Linked DNA regions of Homo sapiens: region 2 is linked to region 1. The links are chromatin contacts, found by Hi-C or POLR2A ChIA-PET in ENCODE. All regions are on one chromosome and are shown on one strand. The core of a region is the stretch at or near the end of the contact, and the rest is flanking DNA. Distances in the headings are between cores, read along the strand shown.

Region 1 (5,326 bases), core at 262-2,761:
CTCTGGTTGGTGACTGCAGGCTTGGGTCAGAGGTGACCTCTCTCTGCATCTGTGTATACCCCCCTTTCTCTCTGCATATATATATATATATATATATATATATATATATATATATATATATATATATATAAATGTGTGTACAAGTAAGGCACATGTACATCCTCCTGGCGAAAATTTAAGTAGAGAAAAACCTGCCGTTGAAGTGACAGCCTTCCTCCACCTCTTCTGGGTCCATCCCATCCACCTCTCAGAGGCGACCGCGTCACCACCGGGGGTGTCCTTTTGGCCATGACCCGTGCAGGCGTGTGTGTCGCTAGACAAGTAGACGTATATATTTGTGGCATTTTTAATACACAGAATCACCTGGTGAGAACTGGCTTACAACTTGCTTTTTCACTTAGCAATATGTTTGGAGGTTTCCCATTTAACCATTCCTTCTTGATGGGCATTTGGGCTGTTTCTATTTTTTCACAATGACTGACAATGCTGTAATAAACATTTTTGGACACGCTTTCTTTAACATATGGGAGCCTGTCTGCTGGAAATATTGTTAGATGTGGAATTTCTGGGATAAACTGGCAGCCTCCATCCCACCCCTCATTCCCGGCACGAACACTGATTCAAAACACTAAATTTGCCAAGTGAAAGATCTCATTGGGAAATGGCCCAGTGGAGGGACTAGCGAAGTGCTTCCTGGCAGCGCCCACATGTTGGGCAGCTTCTGACAGTGCAGAGTGGTCACCCTTCTGTGTTCCATGGACCGACGTGGGACAAGGCAGACTGTGTCCCCACAGAAAGGATCCCACCGTGTGGAACGCTGTGGCATCTTCTGTGTCACAGGACTGCAGGCCCCTGGGGGTGGCAGTGCTGGGGTAGGGGCAGGCACCAGCATGCTCTCCTTGGACTTCTGTGCCTAGTCTTGGACAGGGGTCTTGGATGGAGGGCTACAGTGATGTGCCAGACCACAGAGTGGTTTGCGAAGCTGAGGCTGACCAGCCCGGCTGGGTGCCAGCGGCTCCAACCCCCTTGGAGGCCGGACTGCTGGCTCTGATGGGGCACCTGACTGTGTGACAGCAGCGAGGGAGGGGAAGTGCATGTCCCCAAGAGTCCAGACGGTCCAGAGACAATGAAAATGCTTTATAGAGAAGTAACCAAGTCTTTGCATGTCAGCAGGGGCTTTGTGGAGCTAGAGAAAGGGCTTGTTAACGCCCTCGCTCTGAGTCAGCAAGGCTTCCCGGAAGGTGTGTTCAGCACCAGGATGACCCGGCAGACCCCTGCGGCCACTGCTTCACTGCTTTGCCTCCATCCCTGCTGCTCCCACCCACGTCCTTCCCAGCACGCTCCAGCTTGCTCGCTTCATGGAGAACTTTCCCACGGCTCCCACCCACGGAAACGTTTCCTGCCCTCCCGCTGGGGCCCTCAGACGCTGACTCAGCCTAGATGAGGGCAAGGGCAGCCCGGGTGGTACATCGGCCCCCAAGTCCCAGGTCTGCCTCTTCAGCCCACGGGCCCCTGCCACAGTGGAGCCACCAAGCCAGTCCTCCCCTCCCACAGCTGAGACGCCAGGTGTTCCGGACGCTGGGAGGAGGCAGAGGCGAGGCTCTCCCAGGACGGAGTCTGGGCCCTTCTCAGGCCTGTAGGGAGACACCACTCCAGGTCACATTAGAGAGTCCTTGATCTGGTTCAGGACGTTCTGCAGTGAGGAGCTAGAGGACAGCACACTCCATGTGGTGGGGGCACGCGTGCCAGAGCTGCCTGGAACAAGCAGGTTTAGCAGCATCCTGCAATTTGTTCCAGAGCCCTCTGAGCTGGCTGAATGCTCCAGAAACCTGGTACACAGCTTCTGGCTGCCCCTCCCTGGGCCACCACTAACTCTTCGATTTGTCGTTACAAAGTCAGCACAAACCTACGGACAGCTGGGCCTCCATTAACCAGGAAGACACAGTCCAGGGTTGGGCTGTGCTGCTAGAAACATTATAAGGAGGTTCAGATGAGATGAGAGGCTGGGAAAGGCATCCAGAACAGAGCTCCCTGTTTCCAGATAACCTCAGGGGACAGGACCCACGTCAATTCCTTTAACAAGCAGTCCTTGGATACTAACTGTGCAAGGATCTGGGATGATGGATGTGGGTTTGTTTGATTCAGCAAATGTTCACTGAATGCCTATTATGTATGTGGCTTTGTGCTGGGGACATGGAGATGACCCAGATCTAGCCCTTGTTCTCGAGCTCACGATCTGGTTGGGGAGAACCAGGGCAGGGCCTAGGGTAAGGCAGGCGGGGTGCCTGGGGTGCAGAACTCAGGGAGGCACTTGCTTCCCGGGCTGAGCCTGCACTTGCACAAACCTGGGAGTGAACGCTTTAACTTTCGGGGCATCTCACTTGCCTTATCCTAGTCCTGCTGTCAAGCAGAACCATGGTCAATGAGTGGATGGATGGATGAAGATCTGGATGGATGAATGAAAGCTTGAAAACCACCTACGACCTGGCTAGATTGGGCCACTGTGTTTCCATAACCTTCCCTTCCTCCAGACTCACCCTCCTCCAGCCTCACCCCTCCTCCAGCCTCATTCCCTCTTCCAGTCTCACCCCCTCCTCCAGCCTCACCCCTCCTCCAGCCTCGCCCCCTCCTCCAGCTTCACCCCCTCCTCCTGCCTCACCCTCTTCATGGTACCTGCCACACAGCATCACGAACTGAGGACTCTTCCCATTGTCCCATGAAGTCTCTTGATTCTGACTGGTAGGCATGGAAACTATTCCCAACCCTCTGTGAGCTCTGGTGATTGTTCAGCCTGCTGCTTTCTGGTGGTTCTTTTTCAGGAATCAAGCCCCACACATGCAGAATCAGTGCTCAGTACTTCCCTGAGTTTCTCTCTCCACGAAGTGCCCCACTGCCCAGTACTCGGTCAGTGCTCAGTACTTCCCCGAGTTTCTCTCTCCACCAAGTGCCCCACTCCCCAGTACTCGGTCAGTGCTCAGTACTTCCCCGAGTTTCTCTCTCCACCAAGTGCCCCACTGCCCAGTACTCGGTCAGTGCTCAGTACTTCCCCAAGTTTCTCTCTCCACCAAGTGCCCCACTCCCCAGTACTCGGTCAGTGCTCAGTACTTCCCCGAGTTTCTCTCTCCACCAAGTTCCCCACTCCCCAGTAGTCAGTCAAGTGCATTCTCGGTGTCTTTGCCTCTCCAAACTCCATTCTTGGTTTTTCTGTTTTTTCCCTGCTTATTGAAACAACTAGGAAGTGTTTGGATCCGTCTTCCCTGCACTGCAGCCTGTCCAGTGTCTGAAATACATTTTCGATGTTCCTATGTTACAGGTTTGCATAAAGGCAATTCTATAGCAGTTTTTTAAGTTTTCAAACATATTTGATACATGATCACATTTGTTCCTTACAATAATCAGTGATATTCATAATTCAAGTAATACACGTGACACGGTTTGGATCTGCGTCCCCATCAAACCTCATGTTGAATTTTAATCCCCAGTGTTGGAGGTGGGGCCTGGCGAGAGGTGACTGGGTCTTGGTGGAAGAGTTCTCACGAATGCTTTAGCACCATCCTCCATTGGTACCATAGGGTGAATGAGTTCTCATGAGATCTGCTTGTTTTAAAAGTGTGTATCACCCCCTCTCAGCCCCTTGCTCCTGCCGTGCGAGATGCCTGCTCCCTCTTTACCTTCCACCATGAATAAAAGTTCCCTGAGGCACCCCCGAGAAGAAGCCACCATGCTTCCTGTACAGCCTGCAGAACTGTGAGCCAACTAAACTGCTTTTCTTTATAAATTACCCAGTCTCAGGTATTTCTTTATAGCAATGCTAGAATGGACTAATATAATACCATTTGACAAATGAGGAAAATGCTAGAATATTTAAGTGAGTTAAAAAAACTTTTTTTTTTTGAGATGGAGTATCGCTCTGTCACCCAGGCTGGAGTGCAGTGGCGCAATCTCGGCTCACTGCAAGCTCCGCCTCCCGGGTTCACGCCATTCTCCTGCCTCAGCCTCCCGAGTAGCTGGGACTGCAGGCGCCCGCCACCACGCCCAGCTAATTTTTTTGTATTTTTAGTAGAGACGGGGTTTCACCGTGTTAGCCAGGGAGGTCTTGATCTCCTGACCTCGTGATCCACCCGCCTCGGCCTCCCAAAGTGCTGGGATTACAGGTGTGAGCCACCGCGCCCGGCCTAAGCGTGTTAAAAAAACTTTAACAACATTCTTCTACTTAATAATAGCTACATTGAAATACAATTTGTATTCCATAAAATTCACTGTGTTGAAGCATACAACGCACTGGTGTTCAGCATAGGCACAGAGGTGTGCAGCCACCACTACCATGTAATTTTAGAAAACTTCATTACCCGCAAAAGAAACCTTCCACCCATCAGCAATCACTCCTCATTTCTTCCTCCCTCCAACTCCGGCAGCCGCTAGGCTACTCTGTCTCCATGGATTGCCTGTTCTGGACACTTCACATAAATGCAGTCATGCAATATGTGGTCTTTTATGTCTGGTTTCTTACACTTGGCATAAAGTTTTCTAGGTCTGTCCATGTTGGAACCTGTATTAGAGCTTCCATCCCTTTATGGCTGAATAATATACCTCTATGTGGCTAGACTACACTTTGTTTACCCATTGGTCAGCTGATGGATATTTCGGTTGTTTCTATATTTTGGATATTACGAATAATGCTGCCATGAGAATTGTGTACAAATATTGTGTGAACATATATGTTCATTTCTCATGGGTAGATACTTAGGAATGAAATCACTGGGTAGTATGCTAACTCCATGTTTAACCTTTTGAGGAATTGCCAAACTTTTCCAAAGAGGCTGACCAATTCTCCAGTCCCACCAGCAATGTATGTGGCACCCAATTTCCCCAGATCATTATCAGTGTTCATTATTGTCGGTGTTTTTGTTTGTTTCTTTCTGCTTTTGTTTTAAAAGTTATAGCTATCTTGGCAGGTGTGAGGTGGTGTCTCATTGGGGTTTGCCTGATGAATAATGATTTTGAATATATTTTCATATATGGTTATTGGCCATGTGTAAATCTTCTTTAGATTGATGTCTATTCAAATTTTTACTCATTTTTGTAGTTGGATATTTTGTCTTTGGATTATTTAATCGTAAGAGTTCTTTACATATTCTGGATACAAGTCCTTCATCAGGTATATATAATTTGGAAGTATTTTCTCCCACTCTGTTGGTCTCTTCAGTTTTTTGATGATATCCTGTGCCTCACACAGGTTTCCATTTTGATGAAGTCCAGTGTACCTATTTTTTTCCTTTGTGGTCTGTACTTTTCATGTCATATCTAAGAATCCATTTCCTAACCT
Region 2 (5,930 bases), core at 2,279-4,778, 50 kb before region 1:
GCAGCCTCTGAGTGCTGTGTCCCGGATTGTCACAGAGGCCGCGCACTCCAGCATCTGTGTCCAGGCCACCTTGTGTGTGTTTAAGAAACAGTGCAGGCTCCGTCCGAGTGCTGTGTCCCGGATTATCACAGAGGCCGTGCACCCCAGCACCCATGTCCTGGTCCCCACAGCACCTGCGCAGATGCTGGGCTCGGGCTGGTGGGCTTTGGTCTAAGGAGCCTGGAAAGCCCACAGGTCCAGAGACCTGAGCAGAGTGGTGGGCGGTAAAGGGGCCGGGGAAGCAGGTACAGACCCCTGCCGGCCCCCGAGACTCGGTCCGCTGAGGCTGCTGGGCTGGGACCTGCATTGGCCTAGAAGATCCAAGCTGAGGCAAGAAGCGTGGCCTGTCCATGGGGAGTATTATGGACTGAATGTTTGTGTTGCCCCAAAATTCTTTAGACAGGGTCTCCCTCTGTCGTCTAGGCTGGAGTACAGTGGCATAATCATGGCTCACTGCAGCCTCAAACTCCTGGGCTCCAGCGATCCTCCCACCTCAGCCTCCCAAAGCTCTGGGATGACAGGTGTGAGCCACCACGCCCAGCTCCCGAATTCTTATGTTGAAATCGAACCCCAATATGACGGTTTTAGGAGGTGGGGCTTTGGGCGGTGATGCGGTCACAAAGGCGCTGCTGTCATGAATGGGTCCCGTGACCTTGTAAGAAGAGGCCAGAGGGCTCCTTCCCCTTCCTTCTGCCGCTTTAAGGACGGAATGAGAAGTCGGAAATCCACAACTCAGAGGACAGCCCTCCCCAGACCCCGACCAGGCTGGCACCTTGATCTCCGGCCTCCAGCCTCTGGGCTGTGAGAAATAAACTCCTGATGTTTACAAGCCACGCAGTTCATGGGGTTTCCTTACAGCAGCCCCAACAGGAGTGGCCCTGGGGGGACCTCCACAGCCCACCCACCACTTCCCACCCTCCATGGCCCTGCCCTCCGTGCCCTGTCCTTCCCCATGCCCCTCCCCCCACCACAGCCCTGCTCCCTCCTTGCCGTGCTCATCCTCCACACCCATGCCCCTAACCACAGGCCTGCCCTCCTCTATGCCCCTTCACCCCTACCACAGTCCTGCCGTCTCCACACCCTGCTCCCTCCATGGCCTGGCCCCCCTCCACATCTTGCCCTCCATGACCTCCCCTCCTCCACACCCCTGCCCCTCAACTACAGCCCTGTCCTCCTCCGTGCTCCTTTTCCTGTCTACAGCCCTGCCCCCTCCATGCCCTGCCCCTCTGCCACGCCCCTCCCCCCACCACAGCCTGCTCTCGTTGCCCCCTCTTCCCATCCCTCCCACATCCCTCTCCCACCTGCCCCTCTCAGGGACTTGAGATTTCCTCCGCAAGAAACCTCTGTGGGGCTTCACCAGGCCTCTGCCCTACCCAGGCCTCAGGGTGGGTGCGCCTGGGACTTCAAAGGCCCAAGGAGGGCCCCAAACTGGCTCCTGCCCAGGCCCAGAGCACAGATCCTCCTTGTTCCCAGCCCAGGCCCTCCCCCAGCCCAGGCACACAGCGGTCTGGAGGAAACCCTCTGGTGGCCAGCCCAGGGGACCCCCACGCCCCAGCACCCCCACCAGGACCACTTCTGGGCTCCTCTGGGGTCCTGCAAGCTTGGCCCTGCCCAGGACCCTCTCAGGCTGGTGCTGGGCCAGTGTTCAAGGGTGGGTGAAGGGCAGAGAAGGGCACCTCTCTTATTTCTGGGGCAGTCATGGCTGCAGCAAGTTCCAGAAGCTTCTGCAGAGACTACCTGGTGAAGTCTCAGAAGACCCAGAGAGGCAGCCACCAACTCAGCCTAGAAACTCAGCTCAGACTGGCAGAGAGGGCAGCCCTAGCTTGGGGGCCCAGGCCAGCGGGGAAGACTCGGCCAGCCCCAGGCACGGCGGGCATCATCAGGACAAAATGCCAGGCTCCACGCCACCATCCAAAGTCCCAGAAACAGTGGCCAGCTGTCCAGGGCCCGCCACACCCGAGCCCACCTCGCCCTCACTGCTCTCCTGACTCCTGTCCTTCAACTCATTGGCCTGCTGTGGCTTCATTGTATCCCCAACAGGATGGATCCCAGAGCCCCGGGGCACCCGCCACTCAAGGCCAGCAGTGCTATGCCTCTGCGTCAGCCTCTGTATCTGCCTCTGCCTCCTCCCTGCCCCTCGGCAGCCTGCAGGGCCCCTTCCAGGGGAAGGCTGGATCCCAAGCAAGGGAAGGGAGCGCCTGTCTCTGCTCACACCCTGACCGGCTTGACATCAGAATAAGATTCAGGGTCCCCACGTGTGGCCATCCTCTGTCTGGTTCCCTCAGCGGCAGCCACACCAATGTCCTAGCTGTCCTCGGACCCCAAGCTGACCGCTGCTGCCCTGGGCCTTTGCCTCTGCTGCTAGCCTGTCGGGAGCACCTCCCCTGGTACACAAGGCTTCCTTGCCTGCTTCTCGTCCCTGGAAAGGCCATGGCCTCCCAGAGGCCCTCCCTGGTGTGGAACCGCCTTCCTCTGGTCATGTCCCCCACAGCATTTGGCTGAGCTGCAGGAATTTACTGTCTGTCCCTTAAGAGCTGTTTCTGATGCCGGGTCCCAGAAGATGCTTGTCCCCAGCTCCAACCCTTCCAGGGCAAGCCCCTCACCCTCTGTCAGCCATGGCGGGGCTTGGGGGCTGCAGGGAATACCCAGGGTCCTGTGGATGGTCCACGTGGCCCTGAAGCCTTTGCGGAGGAAACGTGAATTGCATCAGGAATGAAATGAAACGTTGTCACCCACTTCATTTTTCTTTTTTTGAGACAGGCTCTCACTCTGTCGCCCAGGCTGGAGTGCAGTGGTGCGATCTCGGCAACCTCTGCCTCCCGGGTTCAATCTCTTCTCCTGCCTCAGCCTCCTGAGTAGCTGGGATTACAGGCACACACCACCACGCCCGGCTGATTTTTGTGTTTTTGGCAGAGAAGGGGTTTCACCGTGTTGGCCAGGCTGGTCTCAAACTTCTGACCACAAGTGACCTGCCCGCCTCGGCCTCTCAAAGTGCTGGGATTATAGGCATGAGCCACTGTGCCTGGCTCACCCACTTCATTTTTCAATTGGATGTGGCGAATCTCTCCCGAGCCCAGCGTTGGGGCCCACAGGGCCACTGACTCCAGGAGAACAAGGGTCTCTGCCTTGTGTAGGTGGGGGTCATGCTGTCATTCCCCAACCCGTGGGGCAAATCTCCAGGGACTCTCAATGGGGAGACAGCACCCCCCACAGCTTGCAAAGTGGCCCAGGCCTGGTGAGGGCCGTGGCTGTCCCAGGGTCCATGGACAAGTCAGGGCGAGAAACACAGCAGCCTCCAGGCACCCGAGGGTGCTTCTGGGGCCTCAGGAGGAGCTGGGCTTTCTGCATGTGGGTGGCCCAGGGGCCCGTTACAGGCCCATCCCGCTGAGGGCAGCATTCCGGGTAGAGGCCCAGCAGGTGCGGCCACAGACAGCTGAGCCTTCCCGGGATGCTTGTGGCGTGAAGTCAGCTGCCCAACCCTGGCCACTGGCCGCACCCCAGGCTATTTTTGGATCCTGCAGCTCAGAGCCTGCCTTGCTGCTCCCGCCCCTGGAGCTCCTGGAAGTCTGGTCAGGAGTGTGGACAATGCCCCTCTTGTCATACATCTGCCCCTTCCCCACAGCCCCCACCGCAGGGCCACCCTCCTCCCCCAGACACAGCTGGTCCTGGCTGGGCTGGGGTGGGCTGCCTGGCTGAGAGGAGGCTGGCCTTGGACCGGGACCCTGGCATCACGGCAAAGCTGGAGACTCAGGGAGTCCAGGAGGCGAGAGGCTGCCAGGGTTGTCCTGGGCCGTGTCTGTGTCAGCTCGTGTCCCTCCAGGATAAGTGATCTTGGGCAAGGCACACCTCTCTCTGGCAGAGAGGGCTCTGGAAGGTTTTCCCAGGGTCCTCCTCCCTCAAGTCCTCCCATGCCCTGAGGCTGGTCCCTGAGGTTGTTGGTCGGGGACTCCAGTCCTTGCTGCTCAGAAAAGCATGCCCAGTGTCCCTCGCCCTGCCCAGTGTACGTCCAAGGCTGCTGAAAGAATGGAGAAGGCTTCCTTTACTTCTGCCTTCATTCCTTGGACAGATATTAAAACCTGCTGTGTCCAGGCCCTGACTGGGCACAGTGTTGGTAAATCAGGTCTGGTTCCAACTTCAAACAGGCAGCCCTGACCTTGGTGCAGGCAGCCCTGACCTGCAGGCATGTGGTCCCCCGACCTTAGATAGGATGCCCCCGACCTTGGACTGGGTACCGGTGACCTTGGAGCAGGCAGCCCTGACCTGGAGGCATGCAGCTCTCTGCAGAACCAGATGTGGGTGGGGGGGCGGGTGGGGGGGCCATAGTCACTCAGGGCTTGGGGATGGCTGCTCTTTGTTGGGCTGAGTGTAGGGAGGTGGGTTCCCAGCTTCAGGACCAGGTGAATGGGGGATGCAAGCGTGGGTGGGGCAGGTGAAGCAGGAAGGGCAGGTGGGGACAGGTCAGATGACTCTTAGCATCACGGCGGTGGGACCCGCTGTGGTGTTCTGAGCAGACACGAGACAGAAGCTGCCTTCAGGAAGTTTGGTTGCACAGACAAGGGTCAGGAGACTTTAATTTGTGCAGATGAGGTGCCCTGAGGGCATTTAGCAGCTGCTGGAAAGGAGGTGTGGGAGGGCTTATTAGGGAGACATTTAACCCCCACACGGTCGATCAATCGTGAGCCACCTGTGCCTGGATCCTACCTGTCAGAGACGCCTGAGTGGCCCCACGTTCCAGCCTAGGTCCGGGAGACACCTGACACCAGGAGTTGGCCCCAAGACAATGCTGAGAGCAGCTCAGACTCTGCCCGTGGAGTGGCCTGACCCTGGGCACAAGGTGATGGGCCTTGCCAGGCACGGAGCCAGAGAGCAGCCAGGGTTGCCTGTGCCCAGCCTGTTGTGCAATGCAGTGGGGGACAGAGAATGCTCGCTGCAGGGGAAACAGGCCTGTCCTCTCGTGCCCCCAGGCTCTGCCCTGGGTGCCCCTGAGCTTACTCTGTCCCCAGGCTCTGCCCTGGGCACCCCTGAGCTCACCCCACCCCTCCAGGCTCTGCCTGTCTTGGCTGTTTGTCTTGGTATAACAAAATTACCATAGACCTGGTGGTGTAGAAACAAGAGAAATGTATCTCTCACAGTTTGGAAGTCGCGAAGTCCAAGATGAAGGTGCTGGAAGACTGTGTCTGGTGAGGGCCGCTTTCCATAGACAGTGCCTTCTCGCTGGGTGCTCCCTCTGTGGAAGGGGCGGCCTCTTTTCTAAGGGCACCAGTCCCATTCACGGGCCTCCACTCTCACAACCTAATCACCTCCTAAAGGCCTCACCTCTGAATATTACTGCACTGGGGGACAGGTCAACATGTGCATTTTGGGGGAACACACATATTTAGATCAAGCTTGTCCAACCCGAGGCCCGTGGGCCCCATGTGGCCCAGGGTGGTTTTGAATTCGACCCAACACAAATTCATAAACTTTCTTAAAACATTATGAGTTGTTTCGTGATTTTTTTTGTTTGCTTTAGCTCGTCAGCCATCGTTAGTGTTAGTGTATTTTATGTGTGGCCCAAGACAATTCTTCTTCTAATGTGGTCCAAGCCCAGGGAAGCCAAAAGGTTGGACAACTCCTGATTTCGACCATCACACCTCCGTAACAGCCAACCCCTGAGGTCCAGCCTAGGGGTGGCTCTGGGAGTTGGTGGCCGGAGGTCCACACAGTCTCAGTCCCACTCAGGCCCCCGAGCAGCTTGTAGGGGCTGTGCCCAGCTGGGCCCCTTCCAGCTGGGCCTCCAGGTGCGGCCACACCCATGTTTCTAGGGAGGCATGGGGACACAGCGGTGGCTCTCCACTCTAGCAAGGAGCCTCGTGCAGCACCCGTGCCCAGCAGGATCCTCTGGCTGCAGA

The links. A loop is a pair of places that touch in the nucleus more often than their neighbours do. ChIA-PET counts read pairs that join two places held with the same protein, here RNA polymerase II (POLR2A). Pooled maps may share reads with other maps.
Region 2: a map of chondrocyte shows a loop between it and region 1 (2.5-fold over the local background). The contact joins two enhancer-like sites. A Hi-C loop is called at or near these places in 2 of 168 maps with a recorded cell type or tissue (chondrocyte and endothelial cell of hepatic sinusoid) and 1 of 50 pooled maps. POLR2A ChIA-PET finds 5 or more read pairs at or near these places in 2 of 52 experiments (AG04449 and AG04450).

The regions. Positions count from the first base shown.
Region 1 is chr2:240,316,381-240,321,706 of GRCh38, reverse strand. No RefSeq gene overlaps it. Among named protein-coding and RNA genes, the nearest start is that of GPC1, 120 kb to the left of the region's middle. Within about 2 kb of position 1,511, at least 5 of the 41 ENCODE cell types and tissues checked have a DNase peak (open chromatin) inside an H3K27ac peak, as active enhancers do.
Region 2 is chr2:240,367,854-240,373,783 of GRCh38, reverse strand. No RefSeq gene overlaps it. Among named protein-coding and RNA genes, the nearest start is that of GPC1, 65 kb to the left of the region's middle. RefSeq lists enhancers at 3,265-4,154, 207-5,222. Within about 2 kb of position 3,528, at least 25 of the 41 ENCODE cell types and tissues checked have a DNase peak (open chromatin) inside an H3K27ac peak, as active enhancers do.